4 separate regions of the Mus musculus genome follow, and all the other regions are linked to region 4. The links are chromatin loops, found by intact Hi-C in ENCODE. Cell type or tissue: gastrocnemius. All regions are shown on one strand. Links, peaks and the distances in the headings refer to the core of each region. The heading gives the core; the rest is flanking DNA.

What was found. A loop is a pair of places that touch in the nucleus more often than their neighbours do. Peaks named below come from ENCODE experiments on the same cell type or tissue, not always from the same donor. Only the 100,000 strongest peaks of a DNase experiment are listed, where the experiment ranks them.
Region 1: a loop joins it to region 4, with 2.7 times the contacts of the local background. A loop is called at or near these places in 7 of 42 quality-filtered maps.
Region 2: it touches region 4 in a loop (9-fold over the local background); 13 of 42 quality-filtered maps call a loop at or near these places.
Region 3: a loop joins it to region 4, with 2.5 times the contacts of the local background. A loop is called at or near these places in 9 of 42 quality-filtered maps.

What each region holds. Positions count from the first base shown.
Region 1 is chr19:29,559,106-29,567,571 of GRCm38, reverse strand. Ric1 (RAB6A GEF complex partner 1) reads right to left here. Exons shown (of 26, transcript NM_001081319.1): 4 at 5,480-5,587; 5 at 210-352; 6 at 1-87. Among named protein-coding and RNA genes, the nearest start is that of Ric1, 41 kb to the right of the region's middle. In gastrocnemius, for the core only: CTCF peaks have their summits at 3,876 (motif pointing right) and 4,775; a DNase peak (open chromatin) is centred at 3,886; H3K27ac peaks cover 741 bases.
Region 2 is chr19:29,441,654-29,446,653 of GRCm38, reverse strand. It overlaps Pdcd1lg2 (programmed cell death 1 ligand 2), which reads right to left. Exons shown (of 6, transcript NM_021396.2): 4 at 466-735. Among named protein-coding and RNA genes, the nearest start is that of Pdcd1lg2, 33 kb to the right of the region's middle. In gastrocnemius, for the core only: a CTCF peak has its summit at 2,089 (motif pointing left); no DNase peak of the experiment used is centred there.
Region 3 is chr19:28,970,280-28,978,745 of GRCm38, reverse strand. It overlaps the pseudogene Gm3621 and the pseudogene Gm4844. Among named protein-coding and RNA genes, the nearest start is that of 4430402I18Rik, 6.7 kb to the right of the region's middle. In gastrocnemius, for the core only: no CTCF peak of the experiment used is centred there; DNase peaks (open chromatin) are centred at 3,238, 3,465 and 4,135; H3K4me3 peaks cover 800 bases; H3K27ac peaks cover 397 bases.
Region 4 is chr19:29,497,274-29,505,739 of GRCm38, reverse strand. It overlaps A930007I19Rik (RIKEN cDNA A930007I19 gene), which reads left to right. Exons shown (of 4, transcript NR_015567.3): 4 at 162-2,077. Among named protein-coding and RNA genes, the nearest start is that of A930007I19Rik, 20 kb to the left of the region's middle. In gastrocnemius, for the core only: CTCF peaks have their summits at 4,001 (motif pointing right) and 4,445 (motif pointing right); DNase peaks (open chromatin) are centred at 3,513, 4,033 and 4,427; H3K4me3 peaks cover 695 bases; H3K27ac peaks cover 1,507 bases.

The DNA of each region.
Region 1 (8,466 bases), core at 1,752-6,751, 62 kb before region 4:
CATTAAACACAACAGCAAATCCATCAAGTGTGGCACAGTATTCCATATCTTTAATGTGCACATCTGCAAAGCCGAGGAATGAACCAACTGATGAAAAACACATAAATAGAGTAGGGTTATAATAAGCTATTGTATCACATATTTGGGTAGTACTACCATACACCCAATATTAAACAACTGGTTCTATCTCATATACAAAGTATAACTACCTCTGGATGACTGGAGGTCTACTGAAAATGGTACTGTAGACAGATTGATGGCTTTTCTTCCATTTGTCATTCCTTCCCAATGAATAAGATGAAGAAGTCCATCAGAAGTTGCAACAAGGAGATCTTCCAGCACAGACTGCAAACTGGACGGAAGCAAGCAACTCAAGTCAATTACCTTGCAAGACAGCATACTGGGAAAGCAATGAGTATAAATATAATGGCTTTCAAAAATTGCTTCTGCAAGCTAGCTATTGTGGTGCACACCTTTAATTCTAGCACTCAGGAGGCAGAGGCAGGTGGGTGCACGCACACACACACACATGGCTTGGGGGGGTGGGGAGAGGGAGAAGGAGAGGGAGAAGTTCTGTAAGCAAGGCTGAGCATCAGTAAGGCAGGAGGCCTTAAAACTCTGCAAGTCCGCCTGGTGTACACACTCTGGTCTAGGCTGGTCAGGAGTCAGACAATGAGACTCTGTCTTCTAAAACAAAACAACAAAAATGACAGAAGGAAAATGCTTTAGCAGAGCCAATCATCATATCCTTACAGAACACTACCTGTCTACAACTTTAGTATAATTTAATCTAGGCTAGAAAGTACAAATATTGAGGCAACAAATTAAAGACAAATGGGGTGTCAGTGTGGTGTGACTGAAGAAGATATGGAAGAGGAAGAAGAGGTGTAACGATTCAGAAGATGATAAATTGAAACCACAGAGAGGCCATGGAACCATCCTCTACCAGTCTTAAAAGTTTTCAACTTCAGCAGCCACACATAGTGACTATATGCCTGGAAATTAATAGAGTTCATAATCTCTATAATAAAAAACTGTAACAACTGACCAGACATACAGACAGAAAAATATGAATCAGAAGAAAAAGAAAAGTCCATCAATATAAATAGACTATTATACAATCCCAATGTTGGATTAGCAGATAAAATAACTGTGATATAAATGAAAAAAAATCTAGATGAAGACTGAGAAGACAGCTCAGTTGGTGATTCCTGCCTCTCCCAGGTTTGGAAGAACAACCCGAGTAAGGTCAGGGTCGTGCAGTTGCCAGTCTGTCCCCCCCCCCCCCCCTGCAATGCTCTTTCCCAGGGAAAGGTCAGATTCTGTTCCTGGTGCCCACATAAAAGGCTAGGTGTAGTAGCATGTATCTGAGATCTAGCACTGGAGTGCTGGGGACATGCATAGGCACAGCTCCCACGTCAGCTGGCCAGCCAGCCAGGCTAAACAAATCACTGGGCTCCAGGTTTAGTGAGTGACCCCATCTCAAAATAATGTGATGGAGCCAAGTAGTAGCGATGCATGCCTTCGATCCCAGCACTTGGGAGGCAGAGGCAGGTAAATTTCTCTGAATTTGAGGCCAGGCTGATCTACAGAGTAAGTTCTAGAACAGCCAAGGTTACACAAAGAAACCCTCTAGAGAAACCATTAAAAAAGGGGGGTGGGGTGGGGCGATAGAGAGATGGTTCAATGGTTAAGAGCATGGACTGCTCTTCTACAAGTCCTGAGTTCAATTTCCAGGAACCACATGGTGGCTCACAACCAACTGTAATGAATCCGATGCCCTTTTCTGGTGTGTCTGAAGACAGCTACAGTGTACACATATACAAAATAAGTAAATAAATCTTTTTTTAAAAAAAGGAATATGATGGAGAGCAACAGATGTCACTCCCGCCCCCCCCCCCAGGAGAATCTACATAAGATACTCTATTTACCTCAATTAAAAGTAAACAACTTGTTGAACAATGGCTGGTGTCCATCGTTAATGAATAGTTCTTCAAAATGTTGAAAAATGGGCTTTGTCCCAAGCTACCCAATTGCCACTCTCAATTAATTTTAGGATAAATGTCAAGCCCAACAAATTAGGTCTTTTCATGCTGTACTGGTTTTTAAAATGTTCTGAATATCATCCTTAGTTTTAAGTACATATAAAAGTTACACTGGCACAGTGGGAAATTTCCTAAACAGAACTCCAATGGCTTAGGCTCTAAGATCAAGAATTGATAAGTGGAACCTCATGAAACTGGAAAGCTTCTTTTGAAAAGCATAGGACATGGCCAATAGGACAAACTGGCAACCTACATATTGGGAAAGAAAATCTTCACTAACCTCACATCCGATAGAGGGTTAATATCCAAAATATATAAAGAACTCAAGAAGCTAACCTCCAAGAAACCAAACAAACCAATCAAAAAAATGGGGTGTAGAACAAAACAGAATTTATAACAACATAATCTTGAATGTTGAGAAGCATTTAAAGAAATGTTCAAAGTCTTTAGTCATCAGGGAAATGCAAATCAAAATGACCCTGAGATTCCACCTTGCACCAATCAGAATAGCTAAGATAAAAAACTCAGGTAACAATACATGTTGGTGAGGATTTGGAGAAAGAGGAACACTCCTCCATTGCTGGTGGGATTGCAAACTGGTACATTCACTCTGGAAATCAATCTGGAGGTTCCTCAGATAATTGGAAATATATCTACCTGAAGACCCAGCTATACTACTCTTGGGCATATACCCAAAATGATGCCCCACCATGCCTCACATTTCTCAAACATGGGTATTTTTCAATTTAGGTTTCTGACTGAGTTCTAAAGGATTTTATTAATATGGTAAATAAGGAATATCATGGATGCATCACATTCTGTCACATCTAATTTGAAATAGAATAGTATTTCTGATTAACCAATTATTAAAACTCATAATTACAAATATTTATCTTTTAAACATGCTCTATATTCAAGTAATAATGAAAGATGGATACTTAACAATAATCTTTACTTTTTATTTGATCAAAAAGAAAAGGTGACAGTACTTTTGCTCCTATATGCAAGAAGATAACCATTATTCCTAATTTTAATTGATTACATTGGTTGTGATAGTAGAAAATAGCTGATTGTATAGTCTTTTAGTGTCTTCTCTCTTATTTACAAGTGTTAATAGGGATAGGGAATTTCCAAGAAGTATGTATTTGACCAGCTAATGGTGTTTAAAATGTAATTCTTTCTTTGGATGTTTGAGAGAAAACTGAGATTGCCAACCATCTAAACTTGCAGAACCCTACTCTTATACAGGTGGAAGCCATTGTCTTAGTTAGAGTTTCTATTGCTTCTATGAAACACTATGACCAAAAAGCAAGTTGAGGAGGAAAGGGTTTATTTGGCTCACACTTCAAAATCACTGTTCATCATCAGAGAAGTCAGGATAGGAATTCAAACAGGGCAGGAACCTGGAGGCAGGAGTTCGTGCAGAGGCCATGGAGGGGTGCTGCTTACTGGCTTGCTCCTTATGGCTTGTTCAGCCTGCTTTCTTATAGAACCCAGGACAACCAACCCAAGGGTGGCACTACTCACACAGGCTGGGCCCTACCCCATCAATCACTAATTAAGAAAAACACTTTATAGACTGTCTACAAGCCTTTTTTATGGAAGCATTTTCCCTTCTCAGATGACTTTAGCTTGTGTCAGGTTCACATAAACTATCCAGCAATGTCATAAAATTTGGAAGCAATTCCTCCCTTCCCTTTGGTGGTGCCAGAATTAGAACTCTGGGCCATGAGCATGGTGAAAACATGCTCTACTATTGAGTCCCCTCCCGGTCCAGACATTCTTTTTGTAAAGACTTTCTATCCTGTTTCCATGTGCTACATGGCTTTACCACCAGGTGGAGCCATAAAACCAAGTTGTATTGTCCTGCCTTGTTTGGTGCCCACATACATTCAAAATTCCTTCTGCATCAAGTCTTCTAACTTTAATAGTGTGTGTGTGTGTGTGTGTGTTTGTGTGCGTGTGCGTGTGCGTGTGTGTGGTGTATGCACATCTATGTTCACACATATGGCGGCCAAGGAGTATACTGCTCTATCACACTGTACCTCACTCCCCTGAGAAAGGGTCTTCCACAGAACTGGAGCTAGGCTGGCAGCCAGCAGTCCCTAGCAATCCTTCTGCCCACGTCAGCACTAGAGTTACAGGCTTGGCTGTGATTCCACACATATTTTTATGTGGGGTAGAGTATTTGTACTTGGGTATCATGCGTATGAGGCAAACACTCTTACACACTGAGCTACTTCAAGTTGCATTCTTTAAAAAGGGCTTTTATCATGAGCAAATAAAATCTGAAGTGATCAGTAACCTTTGATCAACACAGTGAACATACTAAACTAAAATGTTTCAGTTTAATCTCATTTAAGCAAGTAACAAAGACTTTCTTCTCCACTCGGAGACTAAAGGATAAGAGCACAGACTACACAAGGGAATGACAACAGCTCACGGCTCAAATGTCAACTCTGCTGTTTGTTCTAGTGAGTGGTGGTTTAACAACAACAACAAAATGGTGAAAGATGCCCTTCGTTTGAACTATAAATCAGAGAGGTCTTTTAAAATGTTGGAATTACATTTTTATATAGTCCAATAGCTCCATACTACAGTAATATGCTCAGTCTTTTTGTTTTTAAAATTGTTACACTTTTATTTATTTATCTGGGGTGTGGGTGCTTGGACATGCCACGGTGCATGTTTGAAGGGCAGAGGCCAACCTTGGGAATCAATTCTTCATTCCTACCACGTGGGCACTGGGGAAGTAACTCATTAGGTTTGGAAGCAAGCACTTTTACCTACATCTTCCTGGTCCATGGCTTAATACGTCTGAAAGGTACCTAATAAAAAAACTTTTCCCTAAACCTGTCCCACTAACTTATGTACTCTTCTAGACAACAAACTTCTAATACCATTTAAGACCAAGCATTCTTACCACTGTATACACCTTGCTCTTTAACCAACAGTGTATCTGGAAAGTCTCTTAAAGATTGAGCCTCATTTGTTTTCACAGCTGTGTACTGTTCACAAAAATCATGTATGCAGAGGGAAGGACGGTAATAAATAAAAGGCCAGCCATGAAGCACTTAAGATAGTAAAGTGAAACTGAAAAAAAAAAAAAACATTGAGAATAGAGTTCTGTGCTTTAGTAGTTCTTACTGCCTTGTCACACGACATCTACTCACACTGCAATCAGAAAGCTTAACACTCCTTCAAGTGTACTCGTACTTCCAAGAAACACATGGAGGCTGCAGAGAGCGACAGCTCCCTCTTTTCTTCTCATACATGATTTTATTTGAATCTTTTAGTATGTTATCATTCCATACAATCAAACAGTTAATTTATACATTTTGAAATGCAAACAATTTTCTTGTTTGTCATATGATTTAATCAACTACATGGTCTTTTGTGGTCAGAAAATCTCAAACTTAACCAGCATACCATACCTCATAATGGGTGCTTGCAAATCCAGTATTTTCTTCATTTCTAAATTCAATGCTGGGGCACAATGTTCTTCCTTAAAATGAGGTATCCCCTTCATTTGTGGACTTCCTCTAAGAGAAATAGCACAAGGTTAAGACAAAGATATTTATTTTTTCCCCCAATCTGTACCTAATAGGCATTCAATTAAATAAATATAACCAATTTACAGACTATGTGCTCATTTTATAGATTTAAAAATGAAAGTCAAACTTGAATTCTATCACAGTAGATACATTTATATACCAACTAGATATATGGAAGCTTGAGTAATTTAACTTGTGTTGGGGGGCTGAGAGTAAAAAGCAGATGGAGGAAAGGAGGAAGGGAGAAAAGGGGAGGGAAGGGGAGAATTAAGTTGAACTCTCAAGAGAACCAATTTTGTTTAAAATGACTAAGAGTGCTTTCCTACCTAGGAAATTACAGAAGCAATGTTTCATTCCATACGCAGTACTATATGGTCGAAACTGTTCATTTATTTCACCTTACCTCACACCTTATCTTTGATTCCTAGTCTGTGGCTTTTCTTCAGGATTAACGTCAGATTCAGGGATGTATTTGGTTATTTCACAAATGACTTGGCACTAAATAACAAATGGTGTGTGTATTTAAATCCATGGTGATTAGTGGCCGCACAAGAATAGGTAGGCCAATGTCAGGAAACTGAGCACACACCTCCTAAGAGGACTACAGAAGTGTCTTGGATTCCTCATCTGCACATGCTATCAGCAGACTACAACTCTTCGCCTGTGTAGGGACTTGACAGTTATGGGTCTACTCAGGGTTTTATTGCTATGAGAAAGACTGTGACCTAAAGCAGCCTGGGGAAGAAAGGGTTCACTTTGCTTCTACTTCCACATCACAGCCATCATTGAAGAAAGTCAGGCAAGGAACCCAGGGCAGGAACCTGAAAGCAGGAACTAATGCAGGGGCCATGAAGGAAGGTGCATATTGGCTTTCTCATGTCTTGCTCAGCCTACTTTCTTCTGTACCAGCTACAATAGGCTGGGCTCTTTCACATCGATCATTAACCAAGAAAATGCTCTACACAGATTTGCCTAAAGGCCACTCTTCCCAGGCATTCTTTCAACTGAGAGTCCTCCTTCCGAGACGACTCTAGCTTGTGTGAAGTTGACATAAACCTAACCAACACACTATCTTTTGTGGCAGCTATCAATTTTGACAACAACTGTCCTGCTTATATCACATCACTTCTCTTTCTAATCACCTCCCACCCTGCAATTCAATTTGTTAACACTACAATAGCTTTTGAAGTTTCTAATGTTTGTGAGAAATCACTTTACTTTGCTGCTCAGAAACCTGCTTTGCTTTCTTTTTGTTTGTGGATTTCTTTTTTTTTCTCCCCCCACCCCCCTAGATAAGCTAGATGGTAGTGTATTGTCATCTTGCTGCTGTGGTAACCAGGAATATTTGCGTCTTTCTATGTCTGGCAGGCTAAGCAGGTTGATACTCAACCATTAAGGTTAATGTAACAACGATCTTTAAAAAGAAAATGAGAGACTAATTTACCAGAGTCACATTGAAAGTGGTAATCATGCACTCTGTGGTCACTGTCCGAGGACATTCGCCAAGTCTAAGTGTTTTTAAAGCTAATTTTACTTTAAAAAGTAGTACTTAAGCTTCAAATAGTGCTGGAAGACTCAGGAAAAAGGAAAAAAGAATGTAATCTTTGGAGATTCTGATAACAAGCTAACCTTAGAGAAAGCCCCAAGTTAAATAAAATGGAGACTCCTGAGAGGCCGGTCACTTTAAAACTATGCACTTCAGAGACAGTCATGGTGGGAACCTGAGCGAATGCTATAGTTTTCTCTTGTATGTAAGAAAAATCATGTCACACATGCTCAAAGCATTTTTTTAACGTTTTTAAAAAATATTTATTTATGTACTATAGCTGTCCTCAGACACACCAGAAAAGGGCATTTGATCCCATCACAGATGGTTGTGAGCCAGCATCTGGTTGCTGGGAATTGAACTCAGGACCTCTGGAAGAACAGTCAGTGCTCTTAACCACAGAGCCATCTCTCCAGCCCTCAAAGTAATTTTTTTTACCTTTGTATCTCAAAAGCTTTGCCCCTCCCCTGAGTGTGTGTGTGTGTGTGTGTGTGTGTGTGTGTGTGTGAGAGAGAGAGAGAGAAAGTGAGTGAGTGAGTGAGTGAGTTGAGGTGATCTCACTATGCAACCCATGACAGTTTAAAACCTGTGCTATTATGTCTCCACCTCTCAAAATGCATATATTACAATTTTATGTTACTGTGTCTGAGTACACTTTTGTTTTTGATAATTTCATGTGTATATAAATTAAAATTTGGTCATTTTTAAACATTACCCTTTTCTATGTTCTTTCTTCTGGTGATATAATATTCTGAGAATATCTCTTAACATTCTAAAAGACTAGAATTTCTCCTCACAGCCCAAGTTAATAGTATATCTTGACATCACCTAAGAGTTAAGACTGCTAGCCTACTGTTTACTCAGAGTCTGTTTATTTTACCTGCCTTTAAGAGAACAACTGAACAACCATCCTTACTTGTCTTGGATTGCCTATGTATTCAACTTGTATAACTTAAGCTATTGCATAGCTACATTCTTACATCAGGTACTGTTCCATGCCCTTGACTTAGATATTGCAGGTGTATCTTTGCTGAAAGCAGCAGATACAGAAGTTGAAAGACTTCCTAAAATGTACCATAAAGGTTGAAAGCAACCATTTATGGTTACTGGTTGATAAACAATGACATTTGCTATCTGGTCAGTTGAAATCAGTGACCTAATGCTTTTAAAACTCCGTTAAAGATATCTGTAAAGTATCCCATTCCTTCTCCATGTGATATTTTCTATGCTGTTCAATAAACAGAGAGAAAAGTCCATTATTATGGACAGTCACACTGCTCACAGACAGACAGATACTACACACTCATACACATCAGACAGG
Region 2 (5,000 bases), core at 1-5,000, 58 kb after region 4:
GAGTCAGAGATAGGATATGCCCAACTCTCATGAGGACAGGGAAGAGAGGTGGCTTAAGAGAGAACAGTGGAGGGAGAGAGAGACAGACAGAGACAGAGATGACAGCAACAGAGAGACACAGAGAGAGGAGAGAGAGGAGGCAGTTTTACAGAGACAGGTGAAGACAGAACGATCCAGAGACTGAGAAGGAAACAGAAGATTAAACATATTGCCGGTTAGTTTGAGGCCAAGTGGGCAATTCAGTCAGAAGCCAAGAGAACTCAGGTTGAACCAGTCAGCTGGGAGAGGAATTTTGATCCAGAAGAGCTGAATTGAACCAGTCAGCCAGAGTTCAAAATGATCTAGAAAGCTTATTCAGAAGTAAGCTTCTGAATGACAATTATCTCTTGTGAATACAAGTTACACTTAAGATTTTTCCCGTCTGAACTCTAATTGATAGGACTAGGAAATGGGGGCCACACTTACTCAGAGGGTCAATGATGGCTGAAGTCAGCTCCTTCATGTGAGCATTCCAGAACATGCAGCTGAAGTTTCTGCTAGGCTGAGGCTTGAGGCGCAGAACACTGGTGACCTGGTAGAGGCCTTCGGGGGTCCTGATGTGGCTGGTGTTGGCAGGAACACTGACATTTTGCCAGGACACTTCTGCTAGGGGATAACCTCTAGCCTGGCAGGTAAGCTGCACCTCCCCTGTACCTGGAACCTCCAGGATCCTAGTGTCTATCCTCATGTAAGAAGCTGGACAACAGAAGAAAAAGAAATGTTGTTTTGGATTGCTGTACAGTTGTACTCAATGGAAGAAGAAACACGTGATTACTATTGATCTTAGGTGATACATTTTTCTAAACTCAAAAATATTTCCTATGTCTCAGGTTCATTAGCTTGTATAGTTTGAATAGTTTTTATTCATACAGTACAACAAAGATGTTTTGTTTGATACACATAATTTTTGTTGAGGTTGACTGAAGACAGGTTGACAGTGGTATCCAAAGTCAGAAGAAAAAAGATGGATAGACCCAATGTTTGAAAGTAGGAAGGCTACAAATTTACATCCTAGCACTGTGCTAGGATGCCATATTCTGTGGTCTCTTGTATTCTAAACAGTCTCATAATTGAAGGATGGTGAAAGCTGAGGGAATGGTTAGGGCTAGATTACCCCAATAGATCACTTTTCAGACAGCATCAGTAGAAAGTTTACTCAAAAGTTCTTCCTTTCCCTCCATTATCTTTGTGATTAGGAGGAGGAAAATAAGGACTCATGTATGAGCTGTAAAAAAAAAAAGAGCTGGGTGTGTTTCTTATTTCTCAGTACAGATATGTTCTGTGACTGCACACTAAATGAACTATTCATGTGTGATTTTCTACTTTCTAGAACACGGAAATCTAAACCCAAAAGGAGATATTTGGAGAGTCAGGAAGGCACAAAGACTGTCCAACAGTCTTAGGCCACACCTAAAAATTAACGAATACCGCTACACATGTATATAGCTGGAAGTGTTGACAATCAACTATGGGGTTTTGATGATGGAAGGGGGAGCGAGTCCTGCCTTTCATTAACTGGGAAATATTTCCTTAAATAAGTAGTACAGGCATTGAAGTAAAAGCAATCTTGAAGTTAAAACCACAGTTGTTGAGATGGTTAATCTTGTCAATTTGATTGGACAAGAAGCTCAGTTATCTAGTGGGTGGGAAGTCTGCCTTGAACATAGACAGCACCATCCCACAGGCTGGGAACCCAAACAAGCTAAAGAGAAAACAAGCCATGATGGGAGTTCTCTTTTGCTGTATCCCTCTGATCATGATGGACTGGATCCTCTGAAACTGTGAGCTAAAATAAATTCTCCCTCCCCTGACTTACTTATGTCAAGTGCAGTATCACAGTGGTGAAAGGCAATCATAACAGGTGTGATAAGGTAGTTTCTTAAACTGCTGGAATATATAAGAACATAACACTCATTGGAAAGACCATTTCATATTAAACTAATAGCAACTATATTTTTTAGATTTTGTTTTTGAGACAGGCTCTCTCAATGTAGCCTAGGCTAGCCTTGACCTCATTACGTATTCCAGGATGAATTTACATTTGCTGCCCTCTGGTGTCCGTATCCTAAGTGCTGGGATTATAGACCCTGCATGACTTTACCCAGGTGGATAACAGTTATGTGAAAAACCTTAAATACCTATGTATTTAATGCCTTAAATACCTATAGCACTCACAGAATCTTAACTGTAAGCTTTGCGGCATGACCTTTTTACCTAATGTAGAACAGTGAGGAGGAAGACATGCTCAGAGCCTTTCCCATGTGATTTGCCTCTCTGTCTTTCTCTGTTCTGCTTCCATGTAATAACTTATTAATTTGACTAGTTATATTCAGAGACACAGAGAATCAGGGTTTCCCCAGAGATTAATTCCATCACCAGGGATTAATCCCAGGGCACTGTACATGTTAGGCAAGTGCTCTTCTGCTGTACTATATCCCCAGGCATAAGAAAGATGTTCTTATCTTTTATGAATGGATTAGGGTCTGTAATGGTAAACTTTAATTGTCAATTGGATACAATCTAGAATCATCTGAGGCAAGCACCTTAATGAGGGGCTGTCCACATTGAGTTGGTTGGTGGGCATCTCTATGGGGTATTGTCTTAATTAAGTTGATATGGGAAGACCCAGCCCACTGTGGGTGGTGCAGTTTCCTAGGCATGTGGTCCTGAACTACATAAAAGTAGGGAAACCAAGCTGAACACAAGCAAGCAAATGTGCATGCATTCATTTGTCATTGCTCCTGACTCTGGGTGTGATCTGAGCTCCTGCCTTGATTTTCCCTCAAAAAGAATACAAGGTGGAACTCTAAGCCAAACAATCCCTTCAAGAATAAGTTGTATTTCCTCAAGGTATTTTATCCAAGCCTCAGAAATAAAACTAGAACAGGGTCTAGTGAAAATCTGTGCTTCTAGATTAAGAGGAGAGGGCAGGGAAGAAGAGGGTCTTTGCTCTTATTCATGCTCTCCCATGTAAGTCACCCAGAGATGCTCCAAATAGGGAGGCGAGGGGAAAATCATGTGGCCAGGCCACCATTCACCTGTCACATGATGTTCACTTCCAATATGGCTTTGCATTCTTGTATGCTGCTCACACTTTTTAAAACTTTGAGAAGAGGAGGGGTTAAGTGGCCATAAAATGTGGCCCTAGCCTGGTAACCCGACCATTATCTTATTTAAAGTATACAAGAACTGTATGAGGTTGGTAAATTTTGGATTCGTAGCTTGTAAACAAGGAAACAGTAGAATCCTTGAGATGGAGAGATGTGAACTTCTGCATTTTATCATAGCACTTTGTATTAAAAATACCACAATGGGCCAAGAAATAACACAAACAGAAAGATTGCCTTCTCTTTATCAATCTAGCAATCCCCAGAATTCAAAGAGACTTGGACTCTGAAACTGTCTACTAAATGATTTGGTCTAGTCCTCCCAATCCCTTGGAACTAAGTTTTGGGCTGTCTCTGCCAATCAAACAGTATCTGAAGTAAAAATGTCAAGTACTCATTTCACCTCTAGATTAGCCATACATTTTCTCTGGGTTCAGCATCTTCTTAGAAATATTTCACTATATCATACTGTATCTTATGTCTACTTTTGTGACTTTGGGGGGTAAATATGGAAAACGAATTTTTGGAGTAGTTTGCTGTAGGGGCGATCCAGGCAACTTCCATGGGAGGGCTTCAAACAAGAAACTGATCTTGGCTGAGCAAAGAAAGGTGATTCAGAAGGGGAAGGACGAGGAGCCAGGTGCTTGGCTGAGACTTTGCCTTGTGGGGTGTAAATGAAAGGACACATCATCGGAAAGGATAGATAGTTAGCTAAAGGAACCATCATGGTTTCAGGAAGAGATGGAAACCCCCACCCTACACAGTTACATTATCAGAAATGCCTTCACAGTCCATTTTTCATTGGAAAGTAGTTGGAGAGATATTATCCCCAACAATATAAAATGAGGAAGTTGGACTGGGGTAATATTCTTGTGAAAAGATGAGCAAATGAGTTTCAGAGGTGGAAGTACTTTTAAAAGTTCAAGATTTCTTTGAAGGAAGGTCTGATGGAATTCTACACTAAAGCCATCTGGCCCTGGGCTGTTTTTTTGTTTGTTTGTTTGTTTGTTTTGTTTTTTGGGTTTTTTTTTTTTTTTGATTGGTTGGTTGGTAGGTTTTTAATTCCTTCTATTTCCTTAGGAGATATGGGCCTGTTTAGATAGTTCACCTGCTCTCGATTTAACTTTGGTATGTGGTATCTGTTTGGAAAACAATGCATTTCATCTAGATTTCCCAGTTTTGTTGAGTATAGGTTTTTGTAGTGGGATCTGATGTTTCTTAATGTCCTCAGTTTCTGTTTTTACGTCTCACTTTTCATTTCTGGTTTTGTTAATTTGCATACTGTCTCTGGGACCTTTATTTAGTTTGGCTAGGGGTTTATCTTGTTGATCCCCTCAAAGAACCAGCTTTTAGTTTTGTTGATTCTTTGTATAATTCTCTTTGTTTCTAGTTGGTTGATTTCTGTCCTGAGTTTAACTATTTCCTGCCTTCTACCCCTCTTCAGTGTGTTTTTTCTCTTTTTGTTCTAGAGCTCTCAGGTGTGCTGTTAAGTTGCTAGTGTAGGAGCTCTCCAATTTCTTTATCAGGGCACTTAGTGCTATGAATTTTCCTCTTAGCATTGCTTTCATTGTCCCATAAATTTGTATGCTGTGTCCTCATTTTCATTGAATTCCAGGAGTCTTTAATTTCTTTCTTTATTTCTTCCCTGACCAAGTTATTGAATAGAGAGCTGTTCAGTTTCCATGGATACCTCAATCCCACTTGGGAAAGAGAAGAAAGCAATTGGGGGTGGGGATGGGATCTGGGTGGGAAAGGTGACAGGGAGGGGAAGAGAGGAATATGATCGGGGCAGGGGGGAATAGGACTGAAGCCCTGAAGGCCAGCACAAAGAATGGAAACAGGCAACCTCAGGAG
Region 3 (8,466 bases), core at 1,321-6,320, 530 kb after region 4:
TCCTGGAACTCTGTAGACCAGGCTGGCTTCGAACTCAGAGATCTGCCTGCCTCTGCCTCTTCAGTGCGGGGATTAAAAGCGTGCGCTACCATATCCCAGCTTGAGACCACTAGTTTTTTTGTAAATTTATTATCTTCTCTGACATTGTAATTGATTGCCATCCTTCATTTTGTTGAAGATTAAGATGAACTTCTAACTTTTGCCCTTTCATTAGAAACGTTTCTGAAAAATAAAGAAGATTTACAACTTAATGATTCTGCTTTCTCCTGAGCACTCTTAGGGGCACAAGGAAATATGAGTAAGGAGAGTTAATTGTATATTTTTCAGGATAGCCAAAAATCGAGGCTTAGCCCGGTGTGGTGGCACATGCCTTTAATTCCAGCACTCGGGAGGCAGAGGCAGGCAGAGTTCTGAGTTCGAGGCCAGCCTGGTCTACAAAGTGAGTTCCAGGACAGCCAGGGCTATACAGAGAAACCCTGCCTCGAAACAAACAAACAAAAAAATTGAGGCTTAATTTCACCTTTTGCTTGTGCATGTGTGTGTGTTTGTATGCACATGTGTATGCATGTGGTACTCTTCAGGCATCATACCTCCAGAGCCTTCACTTTGCTTTCTGAGACAAGATCTCATTGGTCTGGAGCTTGCCAGCTCAGTGAGCCTCGCTGGCAGGGAACCACGGGGATACTCCTGTCTTTACCTTTCAGTGGTGGGGACTTTGGTAAGCACACGCCACTGCGAACTGTGGCAGCTTCTTTATGGTTCTGGGGCTCAACTCCGATTCTCATGCCGTTTGGCAAACACCTTACTGACTGAACTGTCTCCCCAACCTTCAGAATACACTTCAATGAGGGGTAGATAAATGTGATGTTTATAGACCCAAATATCTCATAAGGCTAAAAATAATAAAATATAATGTGCTATCTATTTTTATTGAGAACACAGTTCTTACAGTGCAGGGCTGTATCCCCTTTCTATGGATTTCCTTCTGAAATAATTGCAAGGTATTAATTATACCCTGTGGTAATTATATTGTCTGCATTTGCATTGAATATATAACCATATTTCATTTTATATGAGTGAGAGATTGATATGAAAGATTTCAGACTGATTCCACCAAGAATCCCTTTAAGCTATGAGCTATGGTAGGACAGGAAGCCCATGTAAGCATGTGGTAGTGTTTCCATTTAAGCATCTTATAGATTGGAAGGTATATATATATATATATATATATATATATATATATATATATATATATATATATATTGTTTTTTGTTTGTTTTTTTGTTTTTTGTTTTTCGAGACAGGGTTTCTCTGCGTAGCCTTGGCTGTCCTGGAACTCACTTTGTAGATCAGGCTGGCCTCGAACTCAGAAATCCGCCTGCTTCTGCCTCCCAAGTGCTGGGATTAAAGGCATGCGCCACCATGTCCAGCGAAGGTATATACTTTAAACACACAAATGTTGAGCTACAGAAATTCCTAAACTCCATCACCCAAACTCAGCCATTGTGAGGATTTTGCTACACTCGCTTCCTGAAATATTTGAAAGTAAAATCTAAGCATTATGTCATTTTACCACTATGCACATATGATGATCAACCTTTATTGATCCATACTAGATGTGGGCGGCCCCATCCCAGGGACCACTGAGGAGGAACCTACAGCTTCATTTGGGCAAGGCAAGCTGGCTAGCAATGGGGTTATAGCTGCAGCCTTTCTCTTTTAGCTTCCTGACTGTGGACACAGCAAAGTGGACAGTGACGTCACTCACCTGCTGCCTCATCTTGCCCACCACTGATAGGCCTGACTCTCATACTCTGAGTCAAAAGAAACCTTTCCTGGGATTGCCTTTGGCAGGCACATACTTACACAGTAATAATACGGTAATGCAACATCTTAATATGCATCTCTAAACAAAGTTAATGTTCACCCCACACAGACAAAAAAAAGCTTCCATACCTACCAAAATTAATCAATGGCTATTATATAGTCAATCTCCAAGCATTGTAAAAATGTCCTGTAATTCTCAAACACTGAGTTGGTTTGTTAAAATCAAGGTGTAAAAATAGCTCACCTATAATATTTGGTGATTGGTATTTTTAAGATCTGTACCAGTTATTGCCAACACTTCCTTTGTTCTAACAATGCCATTGACATTGCCAATGACAACTTTTGGTTGTCATGTAGAAAGCTCAACGTCATATGTGTGACAGGATGCCTTTTTGTGGTGCCGTTAGTGTGTTTCTCAGCTGGCAGTGTAGCTCAGTGGTAGAGTACAAGGACTTAGGTCCTACCCCTGACACTGTAAAACAAAGCAAAACTTATCTCCCATAACTGCTTGAAGAGCAGTTAAGTCTAGAGCAATATTGCAACCTAAAACACTCTCTGATGACGGGAACAATCTCTGCATTGTCTGTGTAATAGTCACTAGCTATGCGTAGCTACTGAGCACTAGGAATGTGACCAGAGCAAGCGAGGAGCTAGACTTTATGTATTTATTTATTTATCTTGCTTTAGCTAACTTAGTTATATGTAGCCACTATATTAGACAATGTGACACCAGTATCCTGATTGAACTTAATGTCAATTTCTTTTTTTTTTAGTCTTAAATGCCTCCAGATCCATCTTTTGAATAATACAAGTCAGCATGTAGTACTACCATAGTGATGTAGTTAAAGTTGTTCAGTGGGTCTATATAGATAGTAGTAGCCTGATCCTTTAGGGGGAGTTTTCCAAAGGATGCAATTTTAGTCATTTTTAACATATAAATGTCATGTTTACGGTTCGTTAAAAGCAAGGGAAGAGTTCATTTATTTATTCATAGTAAAAGAAAGGTACAATTTCTTCTTGAAATATTAAACTGTGCAAAAGCTGAAAAGTTAAAGTTTTAAAGAAAGACGTTGGAAAAGGATAGACATAAGATATAGTTTTGGGTTTGTTTGTTTGTTTCTAAAGGCCGGGGGTTGTGCACAAAAATCAAACAAATTTAGTGTTCTACAAACTCATGATTGCTGAATTGGCACAAAGACCCTTCCCCGCGCTTTATGACACCAGCACTGAGTCACAGAAGCCCCGCGGCTCCTAGTTCCTGAGAAGCCCTGACCTCTTGGGCAAATTTTGCCCGCGTGGGTCTGATGGGGAAAGATGGAATTTCTTGGAACCATTCAGACAGCGAGTTACTGTGGCTCCAAGAAAGACTGTGGCTTGCAGTGGCCGCCCCCTGCTGGGCAGGACCCTGAGGTACAGGAGTGCTACCAATCCTTTCACCTGCCCCGCTGCCGCTCTGCTTGGAGACCCAGAGTCTTCTACAAGGTCGCCACCACCCAGAAAAGCCAGGAGGATAGCGCAGGCGACCAGGGGCTGTCCACAATTCTGCCCTCGCTCCACTCCCCGCACTTCAATCGTTATACCCAACGCGAATGGGACCGCTCTAATGATCTGCTGATCAGTATTGCAGAGGCATCGCGGCTCCGCGCCAGCCGGCTGACAGACGACTCCCTGCGGATCATGCAGGATAAGGAGCAGCTGACACGCCAGATGCAAGAGGGAACCTTCCGGAACCTGGGCCAGAGGCTCTCCGACATCCGCTTCTGGAAGTCCGGGTTGTGTCATGAGCGGGACATGCTGATGGCGGAGATCAACAACTTGAAAACCCTCAAGATGCGCTTGGAGTGCGCCGCTAAGGAGGTGAACTGTCCCCTGCAGGTGACCCTGGACTATCTGTACAGTAAGGAGAAAAGGATCGGGATTAACCTGGTCCATGACAACGGGGAGAAAAACCTTCTCCGGGTAGCAGATTTACTTAAATGTTGCCAAGATCAGATGAGAAAATTAGCTAAACGAATTGATTCCCAGATGCAAGATAATCGAGATGTTCAACATGCCCTAGAGCAAGACATCGCAGACAAGAGCTCTGCACAGTCTATTGAGGAGAGATGTTTAAACCTAAAAAACACATCTGAATCCATTAACTTCTTCCGTGGCATGGAGAACTTTGACGAAACGGTCTCCGTTCCTGAAACCTGGGCCAAGTTCAGCAGTAACAACATCAGACACGCTCAGACTACGCGGGCCAAGTCTGTCCAGCTGCGGGAGGAGGTAGAGCACCTGTTTGAGACCTTGACAGCCCAGGTGTGGAGGCATTTCACCAACATCAACCTGGCCTACCAGTCTGCCCAACCTGGAGTTCTACAGGGGTGTGGCAAACACCAAATAAGACCCAGCAGCTGCAGAGCAGTCTTCTAGAAAGGCAGACACCACTAGTGAACCAGCAGTTCAATCCTGAAGAAACCTCTAGCCCTTTTCTTTTCTTCTTTTTTTTTTTTTTATACTCAGTCACCTTTATTAGTTATACCTCAGGTTATTTTTTTAAATAATATTTCACACCATTAAAGCAATCACACCACATTAATTAAATTGATGCATCCCAAATTCATGCGTCTTGATCTTTACAGGTGATAAAGATTACATCTCAATAAAAAAAAAATCCTTCGATGTCTTGCTTTGATGTTCTCTTTAAAAGAATTATAATGAAGAACCAATTCTTTTCATTTTTGTTTATGGGGGAAAGAGGAGGAGATAGCATCTTGCTGTGTAGCTTAGGCTGCACTTGAAAATTCTATTCTGTCTCAGACTCTCACCGCCAAACCTCACACTTGAAGGGCTGTTTCAAAGGTTTATTCTATCTCCTTCCACAAGTCGGCATCGAAACACCCAAGTATCCTTAAAGTCCAGGGTTCCTTCGACTCCGTACTGTTTCTCCGTTATCTTGAAAACTCCCTTGGAGATGTTTTCTTGACTGGTGCCCTTCCTGGTTGATATGCTTGCAGTCAGAACTGACAGTGGCAGGAAAGAATGAGCAGAGGTCAGAAGAAAACAGCGTCGCCCTTCTCCATCGCCGCGTACACCCGGGTGTTGTTCTGCTCATAGTCTTGGATGCCATGGTACATTTTTTAACTCCTCCCTCCCACTTGAGGTAATCATGTAGCTTCAGAGTGTGTTTGTGGGTGCCTGGGAGCACAACCAGACAACTGTTTCTGTTAATGTGCACCGTGGCTGTCCAAGCACAATTTGGTCCCTGGATAGGAATGGGAAATAGTGTAGATTCTGATGCAGGCGGGGAGGTGGGGAGGGGCGGGGGGCAGGGCGTCTACTAGCCAGAATCTGAAAGTTTATCAGCATCCCATGCAGAGTCATAAAATTGGTTCCAGGAAACACCCTATATTTCAGAATCTGGGGTGAGGGCTCAGTATCTAAAGAGCTCCTCATCTTTTTGGAAATCCTGGATCTTTGTAACCACTCTCTCGCTTGGCATATAATCCTGTTTTGCAATGGTTACAGCTCTCATTACAATGACCCTGTTGGTTTCACCTCCTTTCTGCAGATTCTTTCAAACTCAGCTGAAAAACATTGAATATCATCAGATATCAGATTTTTTAAAATATTTTTTTATTACATATTTTCCTCAATTACATTTCCAATGCTCTCCCAAAAGTCCCCCATACCCTCCCCACCACTTCCCTACCCACCCATTCCCATTTTTTTGGCCCTGGTGTTCCCTTGTACTGGGGCATATAAAGTTTGTGTGTCCAATGGGCCTCTCTTTCCAGTGATGGCCGACTAGGCCATCTTTTGATACATATGCAGATATCAGATTTTTAATGACGAGAAACCCACTTTCTTCATAAAATTTTCTCTGCTCCAGGCCCAAAGTATACAATTACACATCACTGTTCATTATGGAAGGATCTCAGAGAAGAAACTCAAACAGGGCAGGAACCTGGAGGCAAGAGCTGATGCAGAGGCCATGGAAGAAGGGTGCTGCTTACTAGCTTGCTGGTTATCTATCAGGTTGTCTCATTAATTTGATTTTCTTCCTTCCTTCCTTCCTTCCTTCCTTCCTTCCTTCCTTCCTTCCTTCTTTCCTTCCTTCCTTCCTTCCTAGCAGACATTTCTCACAAATACTGATAATAGCTTTTATTATTATTATTATTATTATTATTCAGCTTTCTGCTGTTATTTATGCTTACCACAGGATAATTCACTGGCCCGGAAGACAGTGGGGCCTAACAAATCAGCCCACAGAGTCCAGACATAAAAGGATTGCAACAGTGCTTCAAGGGTCTTTCAATCAATTATTATGGCCTCCAGAGAGACATCAAGTTCTACTAAGAAGCTATCAACGTGATGGAGCAGAGAAGGCCTCTCTCCTAACACTGTCCGATGACCCAGGTGGCCTCTCTACTCCACATACTTCACACAGGAGCTGTTTGTTAGCTCTTTGAGCACTCAGCAGCGTGCAAGGCCACAGCAGTTGGAGGAGTGAGGGCTCGTGCCTTCCCCAGTTTTCGGACTTCTCTTTTCTATTCTTTTCTGATTTTTTAAAAAAATTGTTTTAATTTTTTCTCTTTTTGATTCAGTAATAGAAGTTGTGGGGGGAAATAGCATTTGACAGCATCGAACAACACTAAATGAAAAACGAGATTCCCTTCAACTACTCTATCTGAGACTTTTCAAAGGTCCACCCTCCCACCACCCCAGGAATGCTCTACACATATTTATACTCATTGTATTTTCAGTCTTTCTGAAATGGTAGTGTATTAGACATATTTTCTGTACCACACATTTATTTTCTTTTTAAAGGCTGTTTACTGTTAAAACAGCTCTGCTTCTTCTTTTTTTAAATGCTGTTTAATATCAGCTAGAATATGACTCTACCTAATGAACATTTGGTTGGTTCCCATTTTCCCCCTCCCCTTCTCCCTCTTGCTTTGGCCCCACTTGCTCTCCCTCCCCCCCCCCCCACTTGCTTGGCTCATAAGTCTTTTGGTTTTTTATTTCTTTCTCATTACGGATGGTTGTGAGCTACCATGTAGTTGTGGGATTTTAATTTTTTTTAAATGGGGGCTAGTGAGATGGCTCAGCTGTTAAGAGTACTGACTGCTCTTCCAGAGGTCCTAAGTTCAATTCCCAGCAACTACATGGTGGCTCACAACCATCTGTAATGGGATCCAATTCCCTCTTGTGTTGTGTCTGAAGATAGCTACAGTGTACTCATAGACATAACTTAAATAAATCTTTTTTTTTTAAATCTTAATGATTCAGCATATATCCTTGTGGTTTCTTTGTGAAAATATATCTTTGGGATAAATTCCTAGCAGCAGAAATACAGTGAGCCAAGTTAAAATTTTTGATAAACACTATTGAATCACTTTCTAGGGAAGTTGTATATTGTAAGCAGAATAATAGTGCCTAAAGATGTCCATAGTCTAGTCATGAAGACAGAAAGTAGGTCACCTTATATAATAAAGGAGATATTCAAATTTCAAGTGAAAATGAGGTTGTTAACTAACCAACCTTAAAATAGGGGAATTATCTTGGATCCTCTGAATAGTCCCAATGTGATCATAAAAGCCTTTAAAAATATATCTTATTTTGAAAGTATGTGTATGCATGTGTGTCTGTGTGTGGATGTATGCACGTGAGCTTGATTTACTGGCATCAGTGAGTCACTCAGCATAGGTGGTAGGAACCAAGCACGCATCCTCCGTGGGAGCAGTAACTGCCTTTAAACCTCACTCCAGCCCAATCCTAGAGATCATAAAAAGCGAAGAACAGAGTCAAAACAATGACAGTACAAGCGAGACTTGATTTGGTCTTGTTAGCTTTGAAGATGGAGGAAGGGAGCTTTGCGCCAAGGAGGACCAGCAACCTTCCCAAGCTGGAAGCACAGGAAAACCAAACAATACCAAGGGCACAGCCCTCCAGCCGCCTTCCTGGAACTCACTTTGTAGACCAGGCTGGCCTGGAACTCACAGAGACCCACCTCCTTCTGCCTCTCTAGTGCTCAGATTAAAGGTGTGCACCACCATGCTCAGCTCATAACTCTTTTTTTAAGGGCCTGAGAATACAGAGATTTGTTACAGTAGGCACAGAATTCTCATACATTGTATTTATTTCCATTTCCCACCTATCTGTGGTTCCTCATACCCATTCCTTTTGTTCCTTAAAAAATGATTTCTCTCCTCACATGACTCCTGTTTTTGTTATTTGAAAAAGCGTTTATGATGCTGGATTAATAATCCATTGTTTTAAGTTAAAAGGAACATCTCGATCATAAGGTCTGGTCGTCACATTTATTCCTGGTTAATTTACTCTTTGGAAATTCCCATTTGGGGAACGCTTTTGTTTTCTATTTTGTCGCCAGGATGTGACCGGGATGGGCGCTGCCCGTCATTTCTTCAGTGCCGAGGCTGAGGCCATCAAGTTGCTCTGCAGAAGTACTCTTGTAATCAAAGCCATTCCCCAGGATCTGTTTATTGTCACAGAGACATACTGTCTTTAGGTTTCTGTTGTTGTAATAAAAACAGCGTGAGCAAAATCAACACGGGGAGGGACGTGTTTGTTTGACTTTCAGATCACATCCTGTGACCAGGGTCAGTCAGAGCAGGAGCTCCAGGCAGAACTGAA
Region 4 (8,466 bases), core at 1,505-6,504:
CATACTTCTTCCAGCAGGCCACACCTCCTAAGTCTTCCCAGAGAGCACTCTCAAGTGGGCAATGAAGAGTTTAAATGCCTGTGCTTTATATAGGATATTTCGTATTCAAAACCCTACCCTCCCGTAAAAGTCTGATTAATTTTGCCTGTCTGATCTGGCAGGTTAGTATTGCAGCATGCGGGATCCAGTGGAGGGAAAGACCCCAGCAGCCTCTACAGCTCCTCCCATCATGATGAGAAGCTAGCCAGTGGATAGACAGTCTCCTAGTCTCCTAGTCAAGGCACCGTTAATTTCTTTATGTCCTGCAAACAAAGTATGTGGAGTCTTCTCACCAATATGATCTGACCATCTAGTTCTGCTGGCTCACCCAGAACAATGGCAAGCGCTCGTGTTATTTTAGGGCTTCCTGATTGCTACCTTATTCATACTTGGCACTGAGACTTTTATTTAATAACCTATGTCTGTTGGGAGCAGCTTCCTCCACTAATGCAGAGCACCTCTGTTTAGACTGTTTCTTTGAAAAACAAAAACAAAAACAAGTTAAATTAGCATACGTACTTGTGGTTTTCCATAAATCGTTTTCATATGTCCTAAGTCTTGGTTAGCTCACATCGTACCCACCCCCTCCTTCCCACCCCACTGCCTCCATCTACACTTAACCCTTCAACCCCCAGTATTCCCTCCCTGTTCTTTTGTGTCGCATGTGTTCTACTGTCCCCTCTAATTATATTTTTTAATGGGACTTGAAGATCATAGGTTTCCATGGACCTTTTCCAGACGCCCTTCATTTCCGTTAACCCTTCTCTTGCTTACACTTCCCCATGCTTAACCTTCGGTTGGTCTGGCCTCCCTCTCTGCTTATATCGTAACTGTATTTTATTGTCTTCCCTCCCTTAATGCCCAGCCTCAGTGGCCCATTTCTAGTTTTCTAGATCTGTTTGTTCTTCAAGTTAAACACCCAAGACAAAGTATTTGAAGGCAGGATCCTCTTGTGGGACAGAAAGGCAGCATTTGTCTTTCTGGGCCTGGGTGACCTCATTTAGTAAATATATATTTCCTGGTTCCATCCATTTAGCTGAAATTTTCATGACATTTTTCTTTTGACCAAGTCAGCTTAGGCAGTCAACAGGTGCTCCAGGGCAGGAGTGAGGATTAAAAAGAGAGAGAGAGAAAAAAAAAGACAATTAGACAACACTGTAGCATGACCCCAGCCAGTCCTGAGACTGAGGTGGGTTTATTCTTTCCTACTCTGCTTTTATATCATTTTAATTACATGCGAATAATAAGGTCAGTTCTAGATTGAGGAACAAGCAAGACAATAAACACAAATAGTCAAGGAACAAGTAAGGCAATAAATGAAGTCCTGTGATTACTCCCTTGGTCACTGTTTCTAGGGGCTTATCAGGATGACCAAGGTATCTGAGCCTACTTCCCTGTTTTAGACCAAAGTCATATTCTTGCCTGAAGCCTACTTCTTTGTTCTACCTTCAAATCAGATTCCTGCCTGAGCTCCCTTCCTTGTTATGGTCCAGTGTCAAATTCCTGCCAAGCGGCCCCCCAAAGCTCTGCACATCTTTGCAGCTGAGTATTCCCTAGTATAAATGTGCTACTCTTTCCGTATCCCTTCATCAGCTGGCGAATGTCTGCTTGATCCTAGGTCTTCATCACCATGAACAGAGCACTAGTGAACATGGATGTAAGAGTGTCTCTGAGAGGATGTCAAGTCCTTTGGATATGTGCCCAAAAGGGACATTGCAGGGTCATGTGGTCATTCTACTTAAAGTCTTTAGAGGAACTTTCAGCCCAAGTTCTAAAGTGACTGCACCGTTTACCCGCCCACCAACAGCACACGACTGTCCCCAGTCCTCCACATCGACACCGGCGTTTGTTGTCATTTGTTTTCCTAATCATAGTCACGGACTGGGGTAAAATGGAATCTCAAAGTAGCTTAAATCTGCACTTCCCTGATAGCTAAGGATGTTGAACATGTTTTCAAATGTTTTGTGGCCACTTGTGTTTTGAGAATGTACTGTTCAGCTCCGTAGCCCATTTTAAAACTTGGGTTCTTTGTTCTTCGATGTTCAGGGTTTTTTGTTTGTTTTTGTTTTTTGTTCTTTGTATATTCTAGACATTAATACTAATCCTTTTGGGGGCATGGTCTTTCTTTTTACTTGGTTGATTATTTCCTTTGATGCACTGAAGCTCTTTAGTTTTACGAGGTTCTGTTTGTCAATTGTTGGCCTTAAATTCTGTGCAAACGGAGTTGAATTCAGAAAGTCATTTCTTAGCCAGGTGATGGTGGCACACACCTTTAAACACAGCAGTTGGGAGGCAGAGGCAGGTGGATCTCTATGAGTTTGAAGCCCACCTGGTCTACAGAGGAAGTTCCAGGATAGCCAAGGCTACACAGAGAAACCCTGTTTTTTGAAAAACAAAACAAAACAAAGGAAACAAAACAAAAGTCATTTCTTGTGCCTGCGGTGCCACTGCCCATGTTTTCTTTGAACAGTTTCGGCATTCCAGGCTCCACAATAAGATCTTCAATCCATTTAGAGTTGCAGCCTGCCTTTGGTGCAGGTTTATAAATACGGCTCGAATTTCATTCTTCTACGTGTGGACATCCAGTTCTTCCCACACTTTTTGTTGAATGAGCTGTTTTTTTTCTCCAGTGTGCATTTTTGGCATCTTGGCCGAATATGAGATGGCTGTTATTATGTGCGTTTGTATTGTATTTGGGTCTTTTTCCCCCCCATTAGTCTACATGTCTGTTTTTGTGCCAGTACCATATTGTTTTTATTTCTATATCTCTGTAATATATAGCTCGATATATTAATAAAATATCTTTTGGCTATTTTCCTTTTTCCATGAACTGCTTGTTCAGTTCATCAGCCCATTTACTAATTTGCAATTAGTCTTATGAGGTGTTTAATTTTTGCTGTTTTTGTGTATTCTAGATTTACATTTATAGCTGGCAAAGATTTCCCCCCATTTTTCAAGCTGTTTCCTTATGTTGGTCACACTTCCTATTTTGAAGAGTTTAATTTATATCTCACATAAATATTATACTTTTAACTGCTAAAAATTGGTAGGTTAAAATGAATAGTTTAAACTTGGCATAATATATTCTAGATAATATATTATAAGCATTAATATTATATGATATTATATGGTAATTATTACCATTATGATAATGGTTCTGTAATCCCAGAACTCAAGATATCTGAGGCAAGAATGACTTTCAGGCTAGCTTGGGCTACATAGTGAGCCCCTATGTAAAAACAAAAAAAAAATTTTTTTTTTCTATTATAAAAAAAGAATTATAGAAGTCATTGTTAAAGTTATCAGAGACTCTAACGTTGGGAATGAGAATGGAGCAAGTCTTAGAGGAGATAACTCTGAGTCAGGCCCTGGAATATGGGTAGACCTGTGATGGCAGAAGAGGAGGCAGGGTGCAAAGTGTGCAATCAGGAGCAGGAACACGGAGCTCGAACATCCTTTACACGGGCCTAGTTGCACCTCCTAGTCGCAGGTGCGTACCTCACCTCAGGGCCCTCAGTAGCACAAGCAAGGGCTCCTGGTCGCTGTGCCCATTAATGCTTTAAACAGCCCCTCCACAAATCAGTGAGAACGACATCTCTGGCAGAAGCTTGTCCGCGTGAGTGTTTTGCAGCCAGGATTGAGATGCTCTGTATTAAGAACACGTAAGTGGGGAGGGACAAACTCAGAAGCCGCTCACAGAATCTTTAGTGGGGTAGGGGTGGGGGGTGTCACAGGCGGTATTTACCTTAGAAGCAGTTTGAAAGATATTCTCCCAGAAAAATCATAATAATGAATCAATCTAAAAATGAATGTAGATAATTTCCCACTATTGTTCTAAAAGAAAAAAAAACTCCAAATATTTTAAGTTTCAAAATATATCCCCCTTTTATGGAAGATCATTCCCAATTGAGTCTGATTGACAGTGAAAACCGCTTACCTGCCAGGAGGCTTGGAGGCAGTAGGGCTAGCATGTGAAGCTCCTCCTGGACGCTAGGTGGCGCCGTGGACTGAGACTTGGTGAAACGAGCTTCAGAGACAAGTTAGACTGGGAGAAAGGTCTTGGAAACTTATTTCTCCAACCCTTCATTTGGAGGGTTTTAAATTTTATTATTATATTAGTTATTATTAATTGTTAATATTTAATGATTATCATTATTGTTATTACTATTACTGTGTGTGGACGAAAGTTGTCTCCTTTTCATATGTTTCATATTTGTGTGGTTAAACTCAGAGAAACTCCTCAGAGCTACAGAGAAAGCAATGGCGACTGTTCCCTGTATGCCCTCCAGAACAGTGCTGCAGCTGCAGGGTCAGCTCCAGGGGCTTAGCGGAAAGGAGGCTGAGACAACCCTTTCTGTTCGGCGACATCAGCAATTTGCCCACTAGGAGGCACTAATAAGCGATTCACAGTCAGGAGAGGGTTGAGTGGGACCCTCTAGCCCACTATCTTCTCAGCTGGAGGAGTGAGGCCACAGTGGCTGGGTTTCTTGTTCTTTCTCACCAACAAAAGCTTTCTTTGAGTGCCGGTTCGCTAATTCCCTCCCCTGCCTCCCTTGTTCCTCAGGACCTCGGACCGCAGCGCTTCTCCTCCGAAGCTTGCTCGCTATGTCCCTGTCTTTTGCTCTTAGCCCTGTCCACACCCTTGGAAAGAATCCTGTGGTTATGCCTCTTGAATATGGCATGGATCTCCTGCCGGGATGCTCCGGGGTTCTGTCTCCTTTCTCACTTCCCTGTTCCACATCCACCCAGTTCTTCTCTCTAAGTAACCGACTCTTTTGGGTTCCCATACTTATAAACATGCAACCGTATAGATAAAGACATGCTCCTTTCAACGATTTACTCAAACTATGGCATACTTGAGTCCTGCACCATGATTTTATTTCCACATAAAATACCCTAAAGATCTCTCTACAGCAGTTCACAGAGATCTTCCTTATGCCAATTTATGGCTGAATTGTATTCGACTTAAGAAGAATACAATTACCTTTTAACCAGCTACTTATCAGTAGAAGTGTAGATTATTTTCAGGTGGCTTCTATTATAAGTGTTGTCATAAGGAATAACATTGTATAAAGGCCATTTGTCCTCTGACCTTTATTGGTCTGAGGAAATATATCAGATTGAGTAAATTGCCTCAGGTTTCTTCTTGGCAAAGCCCATGTCACAATCATTAGAAGTAGGAGGCTGACACCCGTGACCTATATTCTACAGGATATTACCCCACAACATATACTGTCTATTTCCACCATTCCTCCCTCCCCCATTCTTCTTCTCCTCCAGCTTTCTTTTCCTCTTTTAAAAAAAAAAAAGGTTCTGGCTCTGTTGTCCAGTTTAGTCTTGAACCTATGAACCCAGGTGATCTTTCTGCCTCAGCCTTTTCTCCAAATTGCTTTAGTAATATTGATTAGATTGATTTATCGCAGCGACAGAAAAAGCAAGCAAGGACAGAGAGTGGAAGACTGGGGTTTTGGAGGGGAAGAGGAGAAAGGTGGCCTGTCCCTGAGAAGAGAAAGAGCAGGCAAGCATTCTGTGCAGAGCAAGTCAGGGTAGGGGCAGCGGATTTGAAATGGATTCTGTAAGAGTCGGAGAACTGGTCTCACTTGTCACAGTTCCATACACAGGTTGAGACCTCCAGGAGGAGAACAGAGCCTGTGGGGGCCTGGCCCTGAGTGCTGTGGACCCAAACACAGCAGCAAGATTCCTTATGTAGGCCTGCGAACAAAAGAAGGACTCTCCTGAGAGTGTCTCAGAATTCTGCCAAGATAAAAGGGTCCCATCAGACATCGAAGGACAAGCAGATAGCAGCACAGCAGCGAAGAGGCCAAAGACCAGACATGCCTCCGTTTTTAAGCTACTGTGTGAGCCTGATGCCCTAGAATTATGGAGTGGGTGAGTAATTAAACTTTAAGTAAATGAAAATGTTCACTCTGAGCCATGTGTCTTATCCTAGGAGCCATTTCTACCACACAAACTTCTTTGTTTGTTTGTTTTGTTTTCTTTCCCTTCTCTTCCTTTTCTTCCTCTTCCTCTTCTTCTCATCCTCATCCTTCTTCTCTCTTTCTCTATCTCCCTCTTTGTTCTTCCAAGAAAATGAGCTAAAACTATTTTTTTTCAAGTCACAGATTAGTTGCGCATCATGAGCATGGTATTTCAAAGTGGTTTTCTTGCTTTGTGGGGGGTGGGTTTAGATTTCTGCCACAGCTATACTATCCCAAGGTTCGGTGTTTTCTCATCCACAGGACAGGATTATCAATAGAATGACTTGAAGCCTTCTTTTTTCGTTTTTATAATATTGCTCACACTTTCAGCAAAAGGAAAGGAAACTGATAGTTTATCTGCATCCGCACGCATGTTCTTTCTTAAGATTTATGGTCAGTTGTTTCCTTAAATGCCTACCCATGAAGCATGTGAGTTTCAGCAAGGCTGAGGCCAGATCTTCCTGCATCAGGAGCACATGACATGTCTTTGAGGCTGATCGTGTGAACTTGATACTCAGACCTCCTCGATAGAGGCTGGCTGCTGTGGAGGCTGGGGGGACAGGGAAGGCCACAGCCTCAAGATGCTTCATGCTAAGTGAATGGAAAGACCCCCTTCTCCCTGCCAATACACAAGAGCTGGTCTCATCTGGTTCCTTCATGTCGGAAGTGCACAAGGCTTCATGGGCTGATAGCCAGCTTCTCCATGGACTTTGGAAAAGGGAGCTGTCTGAAAAAACACTATTGAATTTAACACTCAATTACTCAAGCAGATATATTGAAGGAGAGTAGCTAGAGATATGATTTTTCCAACTGGGGAAATCAATTGCCAGACAAGAAATCAAATGTGTGTGGAATCTGGATATGGTGTGCCAGGCCTACTAGTTAGCTGTGACTCTGAGCACGTGATTCTCTGTGCCTCGAACATTAAATGGAAACAAAGGGGCTGGAGCAATGGCTCCACAGTTAGGAGCACACTGTTCTTGGTGGGGGTCCAGATCGACTGCCAGTGTCCATGCTGATCAACTCACAACTGCCTCTGATTCTAGTTCAGGAACACTAGCAGCCCCCTCCTGCCTTCAGGATCACCTGAAGTAAAAATAATAAAAATGCATTTAAAAATGAGGACAACAGTGGTATATGACAAACAGGAGGAGGATTGTTATGGAGAAAAAAAATCCATATGTAGACTCGTGCCTGATACACGGTGAGAACTTAAGACTGTTTTTTTATGGCTGCTGCCGTTCTTACACACAAGCCGTATGTTAGCGTTTTTGGTGTTTAATTAAAGTTTTAAAACTGAGCTCTGAAGCAGTTTCATGACATACAGTAAGAAATTTGGCTACCTGTTGCTATGTGGTCATTCAAAAGAAGACCTTCTGCTGTCTTCTGAGGTCCTGGACCTCAGAGCAAGGTCTGACCTGGTTTGACAAATAATTTCCAGCCACATCTTTATAAATAATGAATCAGAATTGCTTGTTAGATGACATTCTGGGATGGCTAATACCAAGGAAGCCAATGACAACAAATGGAGCGAGGGTGTAGGGAAAGAGGAGCCTTATACACGTCGGATGGGAAATTAAAACGGAACCACAGTGACTGGGTGTGCTGTTTCTCCGTGTACACCGGAAGGACTCCAAGACAGCACTTCCTAGAGCTTGCATGTCTATGCTTCTTATCGCACTGCTTACAGTAGCTGAGAAACAGAACCAGTCAGATGAGTGGATAAGGAGAACTATCCTGCTGTGACAGATGTATACAACAGGATTTTATTTATTTATGAAATCATAACACTTTCAGGAAAAAATGCACATAAAATAAAATTTTATTTTATGTGCATGAGTGTTTTGTCTGGACATATGTTTATGTACCGTGTGTGAGCCTAGTGTGAGAAGAGGCCAGCAGAGAGGGTCAGAGCTCCTGGGACTAGAATTACAGACAACTGTAAGCTACTATACGGAAGCTGGAAATTGAACCCAAGTCCTCTCAAAGAGCAGCCACTGCTCCTAACCACAGAGCCATCTCTCCAGGCCCTAGCTTTTAATTTTTTTTGTGTATTTGTATATGTGTGTTGGGAGAAAGCTCATGAAAGTAGAGAGGAACATTAAGAAGAGGAGGAGGAGGACGAAGAGGAGGAGGATGAAGAGGAGGAGGAGGGAGGGGAGGAGGAGAAAGAAGAGGAAGAGGAGGAGGAGGAGGAGGAGGAGAGGTTGTAAGGAAGAGCTAATGAGGAGATGAGAGAAGATAATGTGGTGTGAAAACAGAGCTGGAGGGAAACTGGATAAGAAAAGGACCAGGGCAGGATGGTGGGGTGAGGGGCGGGGCAGTGGGGTGGGGGCAGGCAAGGGGCAGGGGCCAGATAACAGGGGGAACATGGGCAGGGCAGGGGCAGGGGCCAGATCACAGGGGGAACATGGGCAGGGCAAGGGCAGGGGCAGGGTAGGTGGGTAGG